2 separate regions of the Homo sapiens genome follow, and region 2 is linked to region 1. Evidence: chromatin loops called from intact Hi-C (ENCODE). Cell type or tissue: natural killer cell. All regions are shown on one strand.

Region 1 (4,000 bases):
CTGATCGCAGGGCAAAGCTAGACTCGGGCCCAGGTCCTGGAAAGGAGAAGTGAATGCGGGAAGTTGCTCTGTGCAAAATTGATAAGAAGCCTTTGGCTAAACAGCAAATCCCTAACTGCCATCAGGATATGTGGGAACAGGCATATTATTGATTAGTAGATGTGTGAAGTAGACTTTGTCCAAAAAGAATCTCAGGTGCCAAATTTTTCTTTTGAAACCATGCGCCCAATGTGGCTGATGTCTACAGTGGTAGAGATATGAATACAGATAATCTATCTGGATGTGTTCAAACTGACAAAATGTTGAACACCTTCACTTTTCAAAGTAGTGGGTACAAATTGTGTTAGGTACAAAGAAGATTAAAGGTTAGGTACAAAGGTGATTAAGACATGGTCCCAGGCCAGGCACGGTGGCTCACGCCTGTAATCCCACCACTTTGGGAGGCAGAGGCGAGCGGATCACCTCAGGTCAGGAGTTCAAGACCAGCCTGGCCAACATGGTGAAACCCCGTCTCTACTAAAAATACAAAAATTAGCTGGGTGTGGTGGCGCATGTCTGTAGTCCCAGCTATTCAGGAGGCTGAGGCAAGAGAATGGCTTGAACCTGGGAAGCAGAGGTTGCAGTGAGCCAAGATCGCACCACTGCACTCCAGTCTGGGCGACTGAGTAAGACTCCATCTCAAAAAAAAAAAAAAAAAAAAATGACATGGTCCCTGCGCAAAAGGAGCTTGCAATCTAGTAACAGATTATTATCTATTGACTATTGATTATGTGCTAAGCATCTTTCATAGTTCTTATTTGATCCTTACAAAACTGTAATAAGGAAGGCACTATTAGCCCCATTTTAGAGATGAGGAAATTGAGGCCTAGGGAGATTAAGTTACCAGTTCAAAGTAGTGCAGCTACTTAAAGGATGGAGGCAGGATGCAAACTCAAGCTTAAGCCACCATTATACTTCTCTAGCACTATAGGATTCGAGTCTCCCGATGGCTCTTCATACCCACACTTCAAACCCTGCCTTCTTACCATCTCCTCTTGCTCCTTGACCCAAAGCCCTGCCATGGCCTCCTCTCTCTCATCTACAGTAAAAGGCAGGCTGTTTACACAGGCCCACAAGACCCTTGATTATCATTCCCCTGTTATCTTACTATCTTACTGTTCACTCCTCTACCTCTCTCCACTGAAGCCACCCTGGCCTCCTCCCATTTTAGTTTCTTTGCACTGACAGGGCTGCTTTTAAGAACATGTTTCATTCAAGTATGAAAATAACTCATCTCCTGCAAGTCTAAATAAATATCACCTTTTCAGTGACACCTACCCTGAACATATATTCTCTTAACCCCTGACCCCACTATATTTTATAATTTACTTTTTTCTTATTAATAGTCTGCTGTTACTCACCCCACCATACACACACAGGAATGTAAGTTCTATGAGGTCAGGAGCTCTCCCTTCCCCATTTTGTTCACTGCCATTTTTCAAACACCCAGAACAGTGCTGGGTACATAATGGGTGTTGGGTAGATGTTTGTTGACTGAAGATGGATGAAGCTCAGGTGTGTCCAATTTCAAAACCACTGAGTACTGAGTCACACTTGCGTATATTTTATATGTGAACACAAACCTACTTGTCTGTATCTGCCAAGTTAATCTGGGTCACTTCTAACTGTATGATGATCAGAGTATCCTGTGCAAATACATGTGGGAGCTACTTCCTTTAATTTCCAGTCTCTCTTGAGACAGCACTAATGAAGCTGTCACTTGTGGCTTCCTATAGGGCCAGACATGGTCAGAAATTGTGGTCAGCCAGCTTCCACATATGAGGATACTACCCCAGCCCTGAAGAGCGGCTTTTTTTGTTTGTTCATTTTTGGTAACTTTGCCTTTACAAAAGAAGAAATATTATGCTTGTTATTACCAGCCTTGTTGAGGACTGAGATGTGGGAGGATGATTAAGGAGCATGGTACCTTAGGCAGTATTTGTAGTGAGTGAAAAAGGATGTAGCTTTATGATTAAGCTACAATTTTTGCCACCCTGCTATTCAAAGTGTTGAATAGAGGCCGGAAGTGGTGGCTCACACCTGTTACCCCAGCACTTTGGGAGGCTGAGGCGGGTGGATCACGAGGTCAGGAGATCAAAACCATCCTGGCCAACGTAGTGAAACCCCATCTCTACTAAAAAAAATTAGCTGGGTGTGGTGCATCTATAGTCCCAGCTACTTGGGAGGCTGAGGCAGTGGAATTGCTTGAACCTGGGAGGCGGAGGTTGCAGTGAGCCAAGATCATGCCAATGCATTCCAGCCTGGCGACAGAGCGAGATTCCGTCTCAAAAAAAAAAAAAAGTATTAAATAGAAATCATGTTTCTCTTTTTGAAAAAAAAAAATAGGTTATTCTTGGTGAGAATTTGACTTCAAATTGTCCAGAGGTTATCTATGAAATTAAAGAAGAGACACCTGTTTTCTACAAACTCGTTCCTGATCCTGTGAAGAATATCTACATTTATCTAACAGCTGGGAAAGAGGTAGGTAGAAATACTAGTTATTGCTTCTGATTTATGAATAAAAATGGTTTAATTGATGTCATTATCTAGTAGCAAAGCTTTTACTTTGAACTACAGAGTTTAAGCAGTGCCCCAGGCTTTGAGGAGACCCGCAGTGGTTCACAGGCACGGAATTAAAAACCTTACTGACTGTCAGTAAGTAAGCAAGAAATATTATCTATTTAGACAATTTTATTATTGGCTATATTTCCAGTGCCAAGTTTTTCAGAGGAGGGTGTGCTTGGAAATGGGCGCATAATCAGCAAGGTAACTGAATTTACACATTTATTGTGTGGGCACTGAACGGTTAGATGCATTTATGAATATACCCAATGGGACTGGCTTTGGAATTTGGGGTTAATATCAGGCCACAGTCTCATACACATTCATGAACCAGGAAATATATGGTACTCCCCCTCCCCCTCTTCATTTATCTTGCTGTTTTGGCTTTTCTTTTGCTTCTGCTTACTGAAATAAAAGTAATATATTTTTATATTTTCTTCATCTTTACCAAGTGCTGTCACCAAGGGAAGGGGAAAAGAAACTAATTGTTAATGAGTCTCTACTATGCATTAGTCACTATTCTTTGCATGATCTCTGTCTAGGTGCATAGAATTGTGTACATATACATACACACAAGTGTAGAAAACAGTGTTAATGAAATGTGTTACTGACCGGGCATAGTGGCTCATGCCTGTCACCCCAGCACTTTGGGAGGCTGAGGCAGGAGGATCACTTGAGGCCAGGAGTTTAAGGCTGCAGTGAGCCATGATCAAACCACTGTACCCTAGCCTGGGTGATGGAGCAAGACCCTGTCTCAAAAAAAAAAAAAAAAAAAAAAAAAAGGCTGGGCATGGTGGCTCACACCTATAATCCTAGCACTCTGGGAAGCCAAGGCAGGGATCACCTGAGTTCAGACGTTCAAGACCAGCCTGGGCAACATGATGAAACCCCATCTCCACTAAAAATACAAACAATTAGCTGGGCGTGGTGGTGCATGCCTGTAATCCCAGCTACTTGGGAGGCTGAAGAACAAGAATCGCTTGAAACCAGGAGGTGGAGTTTGCAGTGAGCTGACATCACACCACTGCACCCCAGCCTGGGCAACAGAGTGAGACTCTGTCTCAAAAAAGAAAAAAAAAAGAAAGAAGAAGAAAAAGAAATGTGTTATTAATTTAATAAAAATAAATGTGTTATTAATTTATTTTATGTGAAGAATCTAAGACTTGGAGAGGTTAAATAACTTGTTCAAGAATATCTGTATCTATCTATCTATCTATCTATCTATCTATCTATCTATCTATCTATCATCTATCTATCTATCTATAGGTTAGCCTTTGCAGGGCTGTGACAAAAACTCAACCCTGATTCTAAAGCCTCTGATAAATGATATTAAATCCAAAATTTGTGAAAACTGGACATTCCCTGGCTCAGTGGTTTTGACCTATGACCGTTTGAACAT
Region 2 (4,000 bases), 64 kb after region 1:
ACCTGCGACATTCTGAGCCTGTGTGTCTTGGCTGCTCCTTGGTCACTGTGCCTTGAGCAAGAATGTGGCTCTAAATGCTGGCCATCGGGAGATCACGCTTGGCTCGGTTTTCTGGTAATGGCTACAGACTGGCATGAGGCCAACTCAGCCCTTCCCCATTGTGGCTGGAGGATTCAGAGATCAGTGTCTTCTCTCTGCCCTACACAAATTGGGTTGCTCAGGCCCACCTCCTGGTCTTGTCATCAGGGGCTCAGCTGGCTGTTGGACCTGACGTACCCAGGCTCTTGTCCCCTAGAATGAGTGTCTGGTGACCTACGTGAACAGGGGTGCAAGGGCAGACAGAGCTGTGGACAGCTGTTTCTTTCACACCCAGTGACCGCTTTGCTTATATGCACTGAGAAACGTGAAGTTATTTGGCCTGGTTTTAGAGAGATGGAATGCAGCTGTTATTTATACGGCGTACCAAATAGGAATTTACACTTTGCATGTCATCTGTAATTCTACCTTGCCCAAAGTGTTTCCTGTCTCTCTAAATAACATACCATTGGTAGGTTAGGAGTTTGATTTTGAAAATTCTTAGATTGAAGTCTCTTTATATAGATTAAACAGTAATCAAACAAAATTCTGTTTAGTGAAACCTTTTCAAGGTACAGCTCCTGATCTGATTATATGTGGCGATATGACACAAACAAAATTCAAATTCCATCAAAGAATCTGGGCATTTTCCTAGAATTAAAATAGGATCTGACCTGAATTTTTATATTTATGCATCTTGAAACCCATGAATTTGTGGCTGGTATCCTGAAAAGATTCCCAAAATTGTCCTGTATTTGAAATTAAAATTCATTAATTTGCTCTCAAACATAATTGGGTTTAATATTAAACATGAATAAATTGATAGCTTTGTTCATAAATGCAAAATGCCTGTGTGTTAGCTATGAAACCCTTATTGTTGCTTTTATTCCTTGCAGTGGTGGTCAAAATATAACCATGATGGGCAGAAATTTTGATGTAATTGACAACTTAATCATTTCACATGAATTAAAAGGAAACATAAATGTAAGTCTCCAGCTGCTTTGTAATAATAGTTGTTTTCAAGGATGGTTCTATTTTCATCACACTATGCTATGTTGGGGGTATTTTTTGTTTCTGTGACTTTGGTGTTATAAACTTTTACCTATGCTATCATATATTCTATCCATGCTAGAATGGAAATAATAAGACCTTATCCTTGTAGCTGAGTATTTCTAGTTGCAGCAATGAGGAAAGAGAAATGAACTTGGTACGATAAGACCTGACATTTTCTTTTTATGTGATTTGTGGCAAGTCACCCTAATGAGGCAATGCTTATGAATATGTGTGAAAATGCTCCGTGAATGGTTAAGGTGTGATATAAAGAATTGCATTTCTGTGAAGAGTAGGTGGTATTGTTCCCATTGCACAGAGAGAGTTGGGTTCACAGAGGTTAGATGACTTGCCAAGGTCCCAGAAATCTTGTCATGTGCTTCTCCTTCTCTTCGACCCAATTTGTTCCCTACCATCTGATGTCACCTTCTCTTACCTTTCGTCTCCCCACAGGAGAAATGGTAGGAGGGGTCTGGTTTCCACCTTTGCCCGATTCTCCCACTGGTGCCTCCAGATGGGGATCCTCTAGAGCAGGGGTGTCAACCTTTTGGCTTCCTGTGGCCACATTGGAAGAAGAATTGTCTTGGGCCACACATAAGATACACCAACACTAACGATAGCTAATGAGCTAAAAAATGGTTTGTGCATAATTTCCGTGATATCCACCACCACAGATAAGCAAAAAAGTCCTCACATTCAAAAGGCTGGACACGGCTGCTCTAGATGGAAGCTTCTGATGCCAAGAGGGGAGATGAGGGATTTCACATACAAGTCAGGCCTCCAAGTGTACTTGCACACACTTCTAAATATCCTTCCCCATTCTTTCTTCCCCTTTTTCCCTCTCCTTGATGAGATATGTGAGGTGGCTGCCTCTCTGGGGCCCTGCCTGACCACTTCCTGCCAAGGCTGACACACTCCCTCCTCAGGAGCAGTGTGGGTTCAGACCCAAATTCCGGGGGCCGCCTGATAGGCCGTCCTTACAGCCTTGTGGTGCACACATTCACCTGCTGACACAGTTCAGAGCCACTTCCAAGCCTCACACTGTATCTGACTCCAGGCCTCATCTCCATGGTGTGAACACCTCCAGTTGAATGGCTCGTATAGTTTGACCCTCTGAGCAGAGGCATTACCTGAGTTTGTCACGGACTTGCTCTCCCTCCTACTTGCTGTTCCCAAATCAAGTTGAATTTTTTGAGCACCTACTGCAGGCAAAACATTTTGCTGGGTGCAGGGACAAAAGATAAGTGAGATAGTCATATTGCCTTCATGGAGGCAGGCAGCAAATCTACATTGGGATTGAAAGTTGAGGCTGGGTGTGGTGGCTCACGATTATAATCCCAGCACTTTGGGAGGCCAAGGCGGGAAGACTGCTTGAGGCCAGGAGTTCGAGACCAGCCTAGGCAACATAGTGAGACCCCCATCTCTATAAAATAAAAATTAAAAAAGTTGACAGCACAGAGTATCATCAGGTTCTAGGTCCTCTGGTTCCCTAACTGTTCAGAAACCCTGTGAGTCCAAGAAGACACCATTTCTTTTCACATTAAAGAGAAATTAAACATGCATGGGATTAAGTACGCCTGCAGTATGGAGTGGGGTGGGTGGAAGCAGGGAGGTGAGTTCAGGTACAGAGGACAGAGTCCTCGCAGGCCCGTGCTGGGAACATCACTCAATCCTGCTTAGTGGGAACCTAGAGGGTGGGTCTGGAATGACCAAGAGCGATAGCTGTAAAACTGAGCTGGGGCCACAAAAAGCAGCGTCAGACTGAAAACTTTGCCCTTAATTCTGTAGGCAGCAGGGAGCCACTGAAGATCTCTGAGCAGGAAGTGACATAGGTCTAGGTACACTGGACTCACACTGGACCGAGACAATTAGTGACAATGAAAGCAGTCAGAAGGTTACCAATGGGAAAAGAGACTATGCAGAAAGCAGTAGACTAGGGAAAGGGGAGGATTCTGACCCAAAAGGCTTCGGTGTCCTGTCTTGAGTCCTGGGAAACCACGAGAAAAGAAGAGAGTGTCCAACCCCCAGCAGGGGCCAGCTCCTGAAGTGCTTGTTGCCGCTGAATCACTCTTTGTTGGGGAACCTCCTGCAGGGCGGTTATTATTTTGGCAATGGTGCACAGCTGAGTTTGGAGAGGCAGGAACTGAAGAAAGGCTGGGAGCCCAGTGAGGATGCTCATGCCAGTGCAGGTGTGTCTGAGACGTCCACAGTCTCTCTGGGCTGACAGTAGCTCCCTTTGGGCTGTGGTTAGCAGAGCAGGTCTCAAGTGCTGGGGCATCGTGAAGCTAGAGATGACCAGCTTGTCTTTATAGCAGTATCGTTGAAGGGAGAGTGGGGGTGACATCATGGGAGTGAGAGCACAGAGGAGGAAGAAAAGAGCACCTAGGACTGGTGGCAAAGCTTCATTTTAAGGAATGACAGACAGTAGGATGGGCCGTGAAGGTGGCCGAGAAGGTGCTCAGAAACCAGTGAAAAAGAGTAAATCGCATGGCGCGAGTTTGTCACGAGTATGGAACTGTAGAGTCTTGAGGATAATAGGGTTGGGTGATCCTCTCACCTGCAATCCTTCTAGAAGGCATCTTCAGTAAAAAGCCAGCCTGCTAGGAGTTAAGGCTGCTGAGGCAGTAGAGACAGTGGTTTTCATCCTGAGGACAGAAATGTGAGCAGGAGATTCAGGGCTATAGTTTGGAAAGATGTGAAGGGAAAGGAAGGTTGTGCTTGTCCAAATCTCAGCTCTTTACATCATATTTTCCCACCAATTGCCTCTTCCTATTGTCTTTTTTATGCTCTAGTATCAGGGGGTGGCGGGGGTGGGGGAAAAATAGTTTTTCCCACCTGATAAATTTCTTTTTATGAGTTATAATTGCTTTTCTGT

The links. Peaks named below come from ENCODE experiments on the same cell type or tissue, not always from the same donor. Only the 100,000 strongest peaks of a DNase experiment are listed, where the experiment ranks them.
Region 2: a loop joins it to region 1, with 5 times the contacts of the local background. A loop is called at or near these places in 6 of 110 quality-filtered maps.

The regions. Positions count from the first base shown.
Region 1 is chr12:94,179,061-94,183,060 of GRCh38, forward strand. PLXNC1 (plexin C1) reads left to right here. Exons shown (of 31, transcript NM_005761.3): 3 at 2,386-2,520. Among named protein-coding and RNA genes, the nearest start is that of PLXNC1-AS1, 4.6 kb to the left of the region's middle. In natural killer cell, no CTCF peak of the experiment used is centred here; DNase peaks (open chromatin) are centred at 1,701 and 2,061; H3K27ac peaks cover 983 bases.
Region 2 is chr12:94,242,967-94,246,966 of GRCh38, forward strand. It overlaps PLXNC1 (plexin C1), which reads left to right. Exons shown (of 31, transcript NM_005761.3): 12 at 972-1,059. Among named protein-coding and RNA genes, the nearest start is that of PLXNC1-AS1, 69 kb to the left of the region's middle. In natural killer cell, no CTCF peak of the experiment used is centred here; DNase peaks (open chromatin) are centred at 1,425 and 2,055; H3K27ac peaks cover 1,872 bases.